Regions from separate parts of the Homo sapiens genome. Here region 2 is linked to region 1. A link is a contact called in ENCODE Hi-C or POLR2A ChIA-PET data. All regions are on one chromosome and are shown on one strand. The core of a region is the stretch at or near the end of the contact, and the rest is flanking DNA. Distances in the headings are between cores, read along the strand shown. Region 1 overlaps PRKCA (protein kinase C alpha). Region 2 holds the start of APOH (apolipoprotein H).

The links. Hi-C counts contacts between places; a loop is a spot of excess contacts on that map. ChIA-PET counts read pairs that join two places held with the same protein, here RNA polymerase II (POLR2A).
Region 2: a loop to region 1 is called in a map of HepG2, with 2.2 times the contacts of the local background. The contact joins the promoter of APOH here to the enhancer-like site in region 1. A Hi-C loop is called at or near these places in 2 of 168 maps with a recorded cell type or tissue (HepG2 and astrocyte of the cerebellum). POLR2A ChIA-PET finds 5 or more read pairs at or near these places in 1 of 52 experiments (T-cell).

What each region holds. Positions count from the first base shown.
Region 1 is chr17:66,345,609-66,351,199 of GRCh38, reverse strand. All of the region lies in intron 2 of PRKCA (protein kinase C alpha), which reads right to left. Among named protein-coding and RNA genes, the nearest start is that of PRKCA, 46 kb to the right of the region's middle. RefSeq lists enhancers at 2,315-2,609, 4,975-5,269 and a silencer at 4,975-5,269. Within about 2 kb of position 2,444, at least 10 of the 41 ENCODE cell types and tissues checked have a DNase peak (open chromatin) inside an H3K27ac peak, as active enhancers do.
Region 2 is chr17:66,226,982-66,232,572 of GRCh38, reverse strand. APOH (apolipoprotein H) reads left to right here and starts at 3,158. Exons shown (of 8, transcript NM_000042.3): 1 at 3,158-3,257; 2 at 4,377-4,553. The coding sequence starts at 3,194.

The sequences.
Region 1 (5,591 bases), core at 1,195-3,694:
TTCGGCTGTACTCATTCAAGCATCCACCCATTCCACATTCACTGCATACCCACTCCCCACTACATACCAAGCTCAGCACCACACGATGGGGAATACTGGGGTGATTATGACAGACCCTGTCCACTCAGAGTTTCTTCCATCAAACATTCACACTTTAGTAAGACAGAGGAAACTGGCACACAGACAATTACATTGTACTGCAGTCCATGATAAAACGAGAAGTGTGGCAGATCGCAGCAATGCAGAGAAAGAACGCTGCGAGTTCCACACATTGAAAGGGAGGGAGGAAACCAGAGTCAACTAAACATGCCTCTGGACTGTGCATTTGCACACGAATGCTCATGGAAGGCTAGGGACCGTCAAAAACTGGTCCCAGGCTAGTCACGGTGCCTCACGTCTGTAATCCCAGCAGTTTGGGAGGCCAAGGCAAGCAGATTGCTTGAGCCCAGGAGTTCAAGGCCAGCCTGGGCAACACAGCAAAACCCCATCTCTACCAAGGGGAAAAAAAAATTAGCCAGGTGTGGTTGTGTGCACCTATAGTCCCAGCTACTTGGGAGGCTGAGGTGGGAGGATCGCTTAAGCCTGGGAGGTCAAGGGTGCAGTGAGCCACGACGGTGCCACTGCACTGCAGCCTGGGTGAGAGAGTAAGATCCTGTCTCAAAAAAGATTAAAAAAAATAATAAAACTGGCCCCAAACACAAATGAACAGAATTCCAAAAATGGAAAATAACATAATTTTAGATTTTTATTTCCATTTTCTGTTTCCTTTAGGAAAGGGAAACAGAAGTGGTCTCCCCTGTAATCAATCCCTCCCTGTCTCCTGTGGGTCCACGGACACCCACATGAAAGACCCCAGCTCCCTGCCTGGGTGAGCCCCGGGCAGGACTGACCACTCAGACGGCTCATTTGGTCACACCTTTCCTGAGCCCTTCCTCTCAGATCAGAATTGCCTGTTACCTACACCGAGCATCCAAGCTCGTTTTCCAACATGTGAAAAGCCAGTTTCCAAAGGAAAAAGGAAAAAAATAAAAAGGCACTGTTACCACCAATTTATCCCCTCATTTGTAACCAGGCTGAGCTGTAAGCAGACCCCTGCCAGCACCTGAAAGGCCATCGCTCTGAGGACACTAGCCCGAGCTTTAGTTACAATATCTTTTTTCACTGCCCATTAGGTGCTCAGCTGCCCCCTCTCTCCTTTCCCCACACACGCCGGCTCCTAGGGTGGACTTTTTTTTTAACCTCTGTAACTAAATAACCTGATAACGCCATGTGATAAGGGAATGGTGGCCTAAAAACCCTAAGTTTCCAATTCCAGCAGCCATGGCTCCATTTTCATGTTTCACACACAGAAGACATTAACGAAGGCCCTAAAAATAAGAGACACTGGAGGCAGCCAAAGAGACACCTAACACTCAATCAAAGCCGTGCAAGTGAGGAGAGCAGTTTTTGGGAGCCAGGCCAAACACTGTTCTATTGGAGGAATGAATTTTGTGTTTGTGCGCAGTCAGCAGCCCAGAGGAGATGTGAGAATACAGGACCTGGACAACTAAAGGCCCGGGAAAACCCTCTCTGTCCTGCCAGAGTCTACCGCATGGGCAAACACTCCATACCCAAACTGTTCAAAAGGGATGACTTATTTCTTCCATGCAAAAGGCCAGAAGAAAAATGAAAAGCCAGAAGGAGAGAGGAAACAAGGGTGTGATGGTTTCTTTGCAAACCTCTACTGCGGAACAGCTCCATACTCACCAAGCCAGGTCTACACAGCAGGCCTGGTTTAGTGTTGGCTACTGGTTTTCCATCCCTAAGACATGTGCAACCTTGCCAAATGCGGGGGGTAGCAGGGTAGGCAGGCAGCATATTCATCCTCAGGGGAGAACAGCAAAAGCCCAGAAGGAATTTTAATTTCTCTTATAAAACAAAAATCTCAAGACAAAAACTTTACTGCCAAACTTTACATGGAAAGCAAAAATAAACTATTTGCTTTATACCTGCTGCCACAGGTATGAAATATTTTATTAGATGACTGTCCACTCACCATTAGGCTGACTCTCAAATTATGGACAGGAAGAGAGCAAACCGTTCACTTGATGGACGCAGCTAAGATGAACACTCAGCTGCTCACATTGTGTTCAGGTTCTGGTGCATTTTGAACACTTCGTAAGAGAAATTACTGAAGCTCTTAATAACAAACTTGCCTTCCAGAACAGAAAGGTTTTATGAAAAAATCCTCAACCAAACCCTTGATACATTCTCAGTTAAATGCTATACTAAAAGTTCTCAGGAAGTCTCTATTTTGGAGACCTGTAATTTTTAACCGTATAGTTTGGTTGCTGCTGACTAAAGCTGAGAGTAATTTTACAACTCCATTATCCACATGTGGATGACTCATTTGTTAGATTAGCCTAACTTCCAGCTGCCCTCCCCCTCTGCTGTTCAACCTGCTGCTGGATAATGTTCCAACTGCCTGCTCTAAGAGGCTGAAAGTATGCAAACCCATCTTAACACAACACAGAGACAAAATGAGATAGTGGTGTTGACTATGTTTTGAATGCATTTCTCCAAGACAAATAAGAGTTTTGGATTGATGCACTGTTTTGGGCAATTGGCACAATTTCACTTTATTAGTATGAATTTTAATGTGATGTTTCTAACCTCTTAAATCAAAGTGTGCCTCAAAGTATGCTCCACAAACCCTTAAGGGTCCTCATGATCAAACCACTTTAATGATAATACTGAGCCACTATTTGCCTTTTTCCTTGTGTTGACGTTTGCACTGATGGTGCAAGAGCAATGGTGGTGTGACAGCAGGAACCTTAGCCTGAGTCAAGGTGACAGTGCCAGGCGGTACTAGCAGGAATTATGTTCTTCCCACCATGAAATCCCAGGGGCTTTTTGTTGTCTTTTATGCCAGTTTCATTTAAGAAAGTCTCGATGAAGCATTAACAATTATTGATTCTGGGCCAGGCATGGTGGCTCACACCTATAATCACAGCACTTTACGAGGCCAAGGCAGGTGGATCACATGAGGCCAGGAGTTGGAGACCAGCCTGGCAAACATGGTGAAACCCCATCTCTACTAAAACTATAAAAATTAGCCGGGCGTGGTGGCGTGTGCCTGTAATCCCAGCTACTCATAAGTCTGAGGCAGTAGAATCGCTTGAACCCAGGAGGTGGAGGTTGCAGTGAGCTAAGACTGGGCCACTGCACTCCAGCCTGGGCACAGAGCAAGACTTTGTCTCAAAAAAAAAAAAAAAAAAAGGTTCAGAATTCTGAGTAAATATTCTGACACATAAAGCATTTGGCTACACTCCAGGGATGAGGGCTGTCTTGAGCTGAGCAGCCACTCTCTCCATGAAACACCACTTTGACTCAAAAGAACAACTACAATATGGTTGCTTAGACTTGGATATTTGGCAGATACTTTTTTGAAATACAATAAAGTTTTCCAAGTGAAAAACACAATCTTAGAAAATGTGCATCTACCGTCAGCTTGACGGCTTCCTAATAATACTTAAAGGCTCTTTGATGAGACTGATGGTGATACTAATAATTGTGACTTTTTTGATGTTGAATAATGAAATGTGTCAACATTTAGAAGAACCTGCAGAACTCAATGAAATAGTGTTTTCCAAACTAAAGAATGCGGTCACACCAACACATAAAAGAGCCATTCAACACATAAGATGGACCAATATGAAACACAGACACGGTTTCATTCTCTACCTTGCAACCAACCTTTGAGAAACTTACTTGCCAACGACCACTATCAAAAGTATCAAAGAATATCTCCAGTTACGTGAAAAAGCTATTAAAATATTCCCTCCTTTTTTCAATTACATATATGTGTTAGACATACACTTCAACCAAAACATATCACAACAGATTGAAGCAGAAGCAGCTGAGAGTCCAACTATGTTTTATTTAAGTCAGACAGAAGAGGGATGTAAAACACCACTCTTCCCACTAAATTTTTTTTGTTAGGGAAAATGTCCTTTTTCATAAAATTATGTAGTTTGTGTAACTGTATAAAGGGATTACTATTACTATTTTAAATCAATTAATAAATCTTTAAAATCTCTCATCTTAAATTTCTAATATGACCAATATCAGTAGATAAAATCTATGTAAATAAAACTCTTTAGAGTCCCCAATAATTTTTTTTTTTTTTTTAGATGGAGTCTTGCTCTGTCACCCAGGCTGGAGTGCAGTGGCATGATCTTGGCTCCCTGCAACCTCCGCCTCCCGCGTTCAAGTGATTCTCCTGCCTCAGCCTCTGGAGTAGCTGGGATTACAGGTGTGAGCCACCACGCCCAGCTAATTTTTTGTATTTTTAGTAGAGATGGGGTTTAACCATGTTGGCCAGGGCTGGTCTCGAACTCCTGACCTCAAGTGATCTGCTTGCCTCGGCCTCCCAAAGTGCTGGGATTACAAGCGTGAGTCACTGCACCAAAAGCCATCCTAAGAACTAGTGCCTTAATCTATACTAAAAAATTCAACATGTCAACTCTATTTAATATTTTCAAATAAAAATGGATTTCCAGTATCATAGGACATAATATTTCTAATAAGCTTGGCTTTTTAAAACATATACTTTGTTGATATGCCCAGGGATCATCTCTTAGGATCTGTAGTTTTCATACTAAAATCCACCCAACAGCCAGGCACAGTGGCGCAAACCTGTAAAACCAACCACTTGGGAGGCTGAAGCAAGAAGCTTGAGCCCAAGAGTTCAAAAGTCCATCCCGGGCAATATAGCAAGACTCTGTCTCTAATTTTTTTTTTTTAATTTAAAAAAGATATCTCAGCAGGGCGTGGTGGCTCAGGCCTGTAATCTTAGCACTTTGGGAGGCCAAGGTGGGCAGATCACTAGGTCAGGAGATCGAGACCATCCTAGCTAACACGGTGAAACCCTGTCTCTACTAAAAACACAAAAAAATTAGCCAGGCGTGGTGGCACGTGCCTGTAGTCCCAGCTACTCGAGAGGTTGAGGCAGGAGAATCGCCTGAACCCAGGAGGTGGAAGTTGCAGTGAGCTGAGATAGTGCCACGTGCGCACTCCAGCTTGAGTGACAGAGTGAAACTCCATCTCAAAAAAAAAAAAAAAGCAAAAAAAGATAACGCAATAGCTTATCTTTTACTGGCACTCAGTCATTCACTCAGAATGTAGTTACTGAGCACCTTCCAGATGATGCTAGAAATATCAGCAACACTGCCCTCATGGACATTATGTTCCAGTGGCATTCATCCATCATCTACTTAGGTATTCGTTCAATGAAATTAATTAGCCATCTATTATATGCCAGGCACTGTGCTTGGTCTAGGAATCAAAATGTTGATACACCTAACTGCATTTTTTATTAGGGCTATAAATTCCATTTTCAAATGTTTTCAAAATTTTTGCTCATTTCCAAATTTCCTTGAAGTTCAGAGAGATTTCTTCATCCTCAATCTGAAGGCTACTGCTTCTATATATTTTTCCTGCCTGCAATTTTACGATGAAATAACTCAAGTTTTAAGGTAAGAGAAATAAGTCAATAATCAGGACTGTCGTACAGTCAGCCACCTCCCTGACACTGACTTTTTCATTTCCAT
Region 2 (5,591 bases), core at 1,909-4,408, 120 kb after region 1:
CTCACTGCAACCTCTGCCTCCCGGGTTCAGGTGATTCCCCTGCCTCAGCCTCCTAGCTGGCATAACAGGTACACGCCACCATGCCCTGCTAATTTTTGTATTTTTAGTAGAGACGGGATTTCACCATGTTGGCCAGGCTGGTCTCAAACTCCTGACCTCAAGTGATCCACCCACCTCGGCCTCCTGAACTGCTGGGATTACAGGCGTGAGCCACCGCACCCAGTCAAGAAAGCCACTTTCAAATGGCTTCTCTGTCCTTTGGACATGTCCCTATCATTCTCTGAGCATTACCTAAGTTGTTCAAGATGGTGTTCCAGGCTCATCTTGTACTTTTCCTTGACCCAGTTCAAGAATCAGCCAATTTTCTAAGGAGCTTTGGTGCCTTTCGATGGTGGATTGCATTTATTTATTTATTTAGATAGTGTCTCGCTCTGTTGCCTAGGCTGGAGTGCAGTGTTGCAATCTCATTGGCTCACTGCAACCCCTGCCTTCTGGGTTCAAATGATTATCTTGCCTCAGCCTCCCAAGTAGCTGGGATTACAGGCACCTGCCATCATGCCTGGCTAGGTTTTGTAGTTTTTGTAAAGACAGGGTTTCACCCTGTTGGCTAGGCTGGTCTTGAACTCCTGACCTCAAGCGATCTTTCTTTCTTCCTGAAGTGCTGGGATTACAGGCATTAGCCACCACGGCCTGGCCAAGAATTGCATTTAACAACCAATATTTAGGCACTGTGTGTGCTCATTGCTACTGGATGTACTACTGCTATTATCCTAGTGGACAGAACTAAGAATTATATGTATATTCAGGCATACATTCACACACATGTACATACCATTATATCTATATTGATTTCTGTATCTGTTTATATATACGCACAATTTGTACTGTCTCCATTTTCAATCCAACACCTCAAGGTTCATGCTAACTTTCCTTCTTTCCGCATTGTTACTTCTCTTGTTAGTGAGAAACCTGACCCCCATTATCCTCAATATATTTGCTTGTTTGCTCAATCTCCTATATGTAGCTAAGCTTGTGACACCATCACGCTGCCATCCTTACACAGATAAGCATGACTTTCCCCTTGAGGCCTTCCTTGTGACTTTTAGACTGAGTTAGGATGAAAAGAAGGAGGAAGGGAGGAAGAGAGGAAGGGAGGAAAGGAGAAAGAGAGGAAGGGAGGGAGGAAGGAAGGAAGGAAGGGAAGAAAGGAGGGAGGGAGGAAGGGAGGGAAAAAGGGAGGGGAGAAGGGAGGGAAGGAAGGAGAAGGGAGGGAGGGAAGGAAGAAGGGAGGGAGGGAAGAAGGAGGAAAGGAGTGCATAGTTTTCCAATTGAAGTATAATCAAGTAAACACACAGATCTTAAATATTTGGCTTGATGGCTTTTGAAAATTGCATGTAGCCAAGTAACAACCACCTAAAATAGAATATAAACTATTTCGACACCCCTACCCCAAGTTTCCTAATGCAAGGGAGCCCAGCCACCAGGAAACATCATTAAAAACCCTTCTCCTTGTCCTCTCTCAATATCAGGCACTCAGTTTGTAGCTGTTGCTGAAAATATTCTCGTCTCAATTTTAACCTTTTCTCAAATTTTCTTTAACTGATGCCCGACCTCTTTGGTTTCTCTCTCCTTTTCCCCTTCTACTTCAGATCTTACTATACAGAACGACTTGGCTCCTCCTGACTTCATTAGTTTTCTTTCTTCTTCATTCATCAAGGAGATTCTCCACAATAAAGCGGAACCTGGGAATTATCCAGAGAACAAGAATCTCCTTCCCCTTAGAAGGACAAATAGGGAAGGACCACTGTTATTTCACATTAGTGGCAGCACACTCTTCTTATCATGGAACACAATGTTCATTAGGATCGTAATTTAAGAATCATCTGCCTGACAGATGGAGATTTCTCAAGCTGATGTGTCTCAGGGAATTTTAGACCTCTGGATATAAACCAAGATCACCCAAATGAGAGCAAGCGGAGGTTATTTATTCAGAGCTTGCTATAGGAAGGGAGGCAGCCATTAACAGTTGTGTTTGGCAGAGACTCAAAGTCAAAGTCAGACAGAGGAGTGGGAAAGCTTTATAATAGAAAAAAGGAAAGGCTTCAGGTGTGCTCCAACGGATTGTTGGTATGGGGAGGATGGAAGGAAACTAACTAGAAGTGAGGTGTCCATGTGATTGGTTAGAGAAATATGTTTGGATTTCTCTGGTTGGCCTTAAGTTGGGCCAACTGCTATAGAGGTTGTAGGTTTGGCTTTCTAGACCTGTTGCTACAGATGTGTGGGTCAGAGTTCTGTTTTCACATATGGCCTGGCTATTGTCCATTTATATATCCTTTTTTTTTTTTTTAGAGCAAATGATGTAGAAGAGAACTAGGGAATCAAAGACAACCCCCCTTCCGAACCCTCTCAAGCAACAACATCAGCACTGGCCCATTATCTTATCCTACTCAAGTTTTTTTTTCTTCTTCGAGTCCCAAGTTGTTAATTTCAAATCAATTTTCAAATTCCTGAAACAGATCTAGAAACCTGTCTAGACAGATCCAAGACATATTAAGAATGGATGAGGAGGACTTTGTATTGATCTGACGTAAGAGAAGATAGAGAATTCAAGGATAGCTCTAAGGTCCTAACTGGAGCTATAGGAGCTTGCAAGAGAGGATGTTGAGCTCAGTTTGTAGGGAATTAAAGTTGTAAGTGCCTCCTGGAAGACATTCTTTGTAATTATACATCTGAAAACTGGAACATCATTTTAGAGAGGTGGAGACTGAGAACAGAGAGTAGGTGTTTGTCCAAAGTTTATATGCCAAGGCTGTGAGTGAAACAGGAGCTTCGATCTTTTGGTGTTCCATCTACAACATACACAAAACAAAAGATGGAGAATGAGAAGTCCAGGCAACCCCGGAAACAACAAGTTTCTGTCAAAAGCAATAATGAACTGTTTTGTGCCATTAACAAAAACGTTATGAAGACAGAAACCATCTCCCAAAGATTTCATAACAGAGCCACATAAGTGGAAAGTAAATGATTAAAGAATGTGGGTCTCAGAGTTCCATTCAAATCATGATACTTTATCTTCTATTTACAAAGATAAAAGTACACCAGAAAATGGTTAATGTTTAAGCGCTTTCATATTTGGCTCTGTCTTTTTAGCAGACGAAAACCACTTTGGTAGTGCCAGTGTGACTCATCCACAATGATTTCTCCAGTGCTCATCTTGTTCTCGAGTTTTCTCTGCCATGTTGCTATTGCAGGACGGAGTAAGTACTTTTTGCTTTTGAAAAAATAATTAATATATCCAACCCCTTCGTATATGTCAGGGATCAATAATGATAAGTAGGCCGGGCGTGCTTGCTCACATCTGTAATCTCAGCACTTTGGGAGGCCAAGGCAGGTGGATCACCTGAGGTCAGGAGTTCGAGACCAGTCTGGCCAACATGGTGAAACCCCGTCTTTATGAAAAATACAAAAATTAGCTGGGCATCATGGCCGAGGTGGGCGAATCAGTTGAGGTCAGGAATTCGAGCCCAGCCTGGGCAACATAGTGAAACCCTGTCTTTACTAAAAACACAAAAATTAGCCGGGCGTGATGGCAGGCGCCTGTAATCCCAGCCACTCGGGAGGCTGAGGCAGGAGAATTGCTTGAACCTGGGAGGCAGAGGTTGCAGTGAGCCGAGGTCCCCCCATTGCACTCCAGTCTGGGCAACAAGAGCAAAACTCAGTCAACAATAATAATAATAAGAAGAAGAATAATTAAATTCTTTTTTTTTTTTTTTGAGACAGAGTCTCGCTCTGTCGCCAGGCTGAAGTGCAGTGGTGCGATCTCGGCTCACTGCAAGCTCCGCCTCCTGGGTTCACTCCATTCTCCTGCTTCAGCTTCCCGAGTAGCTGGGACCACAGGCGCCCGCCACCACACCCGGCTAATTTTTTGTATTTTTAGTAGAGACGGGGTTTCACCGTGTTAGCCAGGTTGGTCTCTATCTCCTGACCTCGTGATCCACCCGCCTCAGCCTCCCAAAGTGCTGGGATTACAGGTGTGAGCAACTGCGCCCAGCTGATAACTAAATTCTCTTTAGAGTGGATGCTGGAGGGACTGGATTGATACTGATTCTTTAATATTGCCATGTGTAAAGCTCCTCTGTAAGATACGTAGCCAATTTAAGCCTCAGCATACTGACCTGTAAAATGGGGATAATTATAATACCTCCTTCAAATGGTTGTTGAGGGGATTAGATGAGATAGTGTATATGAGGTATTTGGCATGCAACTTGGTATGCTTATAATTGGTAACAGTACACACATTTTTCATTTGTGGGCTTAGCTGAACTTTAAAATGCAAATAGAGATTTGTTAACCATCTGCTTTGTGCCCTCTTTCAGCCTGTCCCAAGCCAGATGATTTACCATTTTCCACAGTGGTCCCGTTAAAAACATTCTATGAGCCAGGAGAAGAGATTACGTATTCCTGCAAGCCGGGCTATGTGTCCCGAGGAGGGATGAGAAAGTTTATCTGCCCTCTCACAGGACTGTGGCCCATCAACACTCTGAAATGTACACGTAAGTCAGTACCTTCTCTCACATTCTCTTCCCTCATTTGGATTCTGGGTATTTTGGAGGAATAAGCTACCTCGTCATGCTCAGAGTGCAGAGGGCCAGTAGATGCTGCAGAAAGCCAGGTTGGAGAGAAATGAGAAGGTCTTGGGGAGTTCTCTCTGTGCAAAGAGAGTAAGGGTAATAGGTGCTATTGATAGAAGAGGAGAAGATCATAGCCTGAAACTAGGGTAGGTTTAAAAATGAGATCTGGTGTGGCAAAAGGAGAAAGAAACACTACAGAAGTTAAAAGAACAGTGGAGAGGCTTTGAAATGTCAACTGATGCCAAAGAGACATTTGGAAAAACAAAATTTGGGGAATCATCATATCTTTGGACTTCACCTGAAAATGAAAGCGGACTTAATAGTTACTGAAATGAATACAAATTTCATCTACATTATGTATATATTATATTATAATGAAATACAAGAAAAGAGGTCAAATTAAAATAATAATATAACGTAAAATATATCAATCTCACTATGGCTTTACTGTAAATGGTTGCTTTTATTTATTTCTTAGAACATGGTTCTATGATATCATGCTAGCATTATTCTTTACAGTCAAGTATTATGCAATCAACCAGATTGAATTTATGGTACATTTAATTATATGTAGAAGTTAAGCAGTAAAAATAGATGTATGGATCTGGTGATTTTGGTTATATGAACAGGACCTTTGTCAAAGTTATGCATGTTCATGCAAGTTGATTTTACTATGCTTTTTTGCTTAAAGAGCCTAAACATAATTTTTAGTAAAAAGCCAATGTAACATCATTAGGGAAAATTTTTCTTTAAATCAGGGCCAGGTGCGGTGGCTCACACCTGTAATCCCAGCGCTTTGGGAACCTAAGGTGGGTGGATCGCCTGAGGTCAGGAGTTCAAGACCAGCCTGGCCAGCATGGTGAAACCTCGTCTCTACTAAAAATAAAAAAAATTAGCCGGGCATGCTGGCATGCGCCTGTAGTCCCAGCTACTCAGGAGGCTGAGGCAGGAGAATCACCT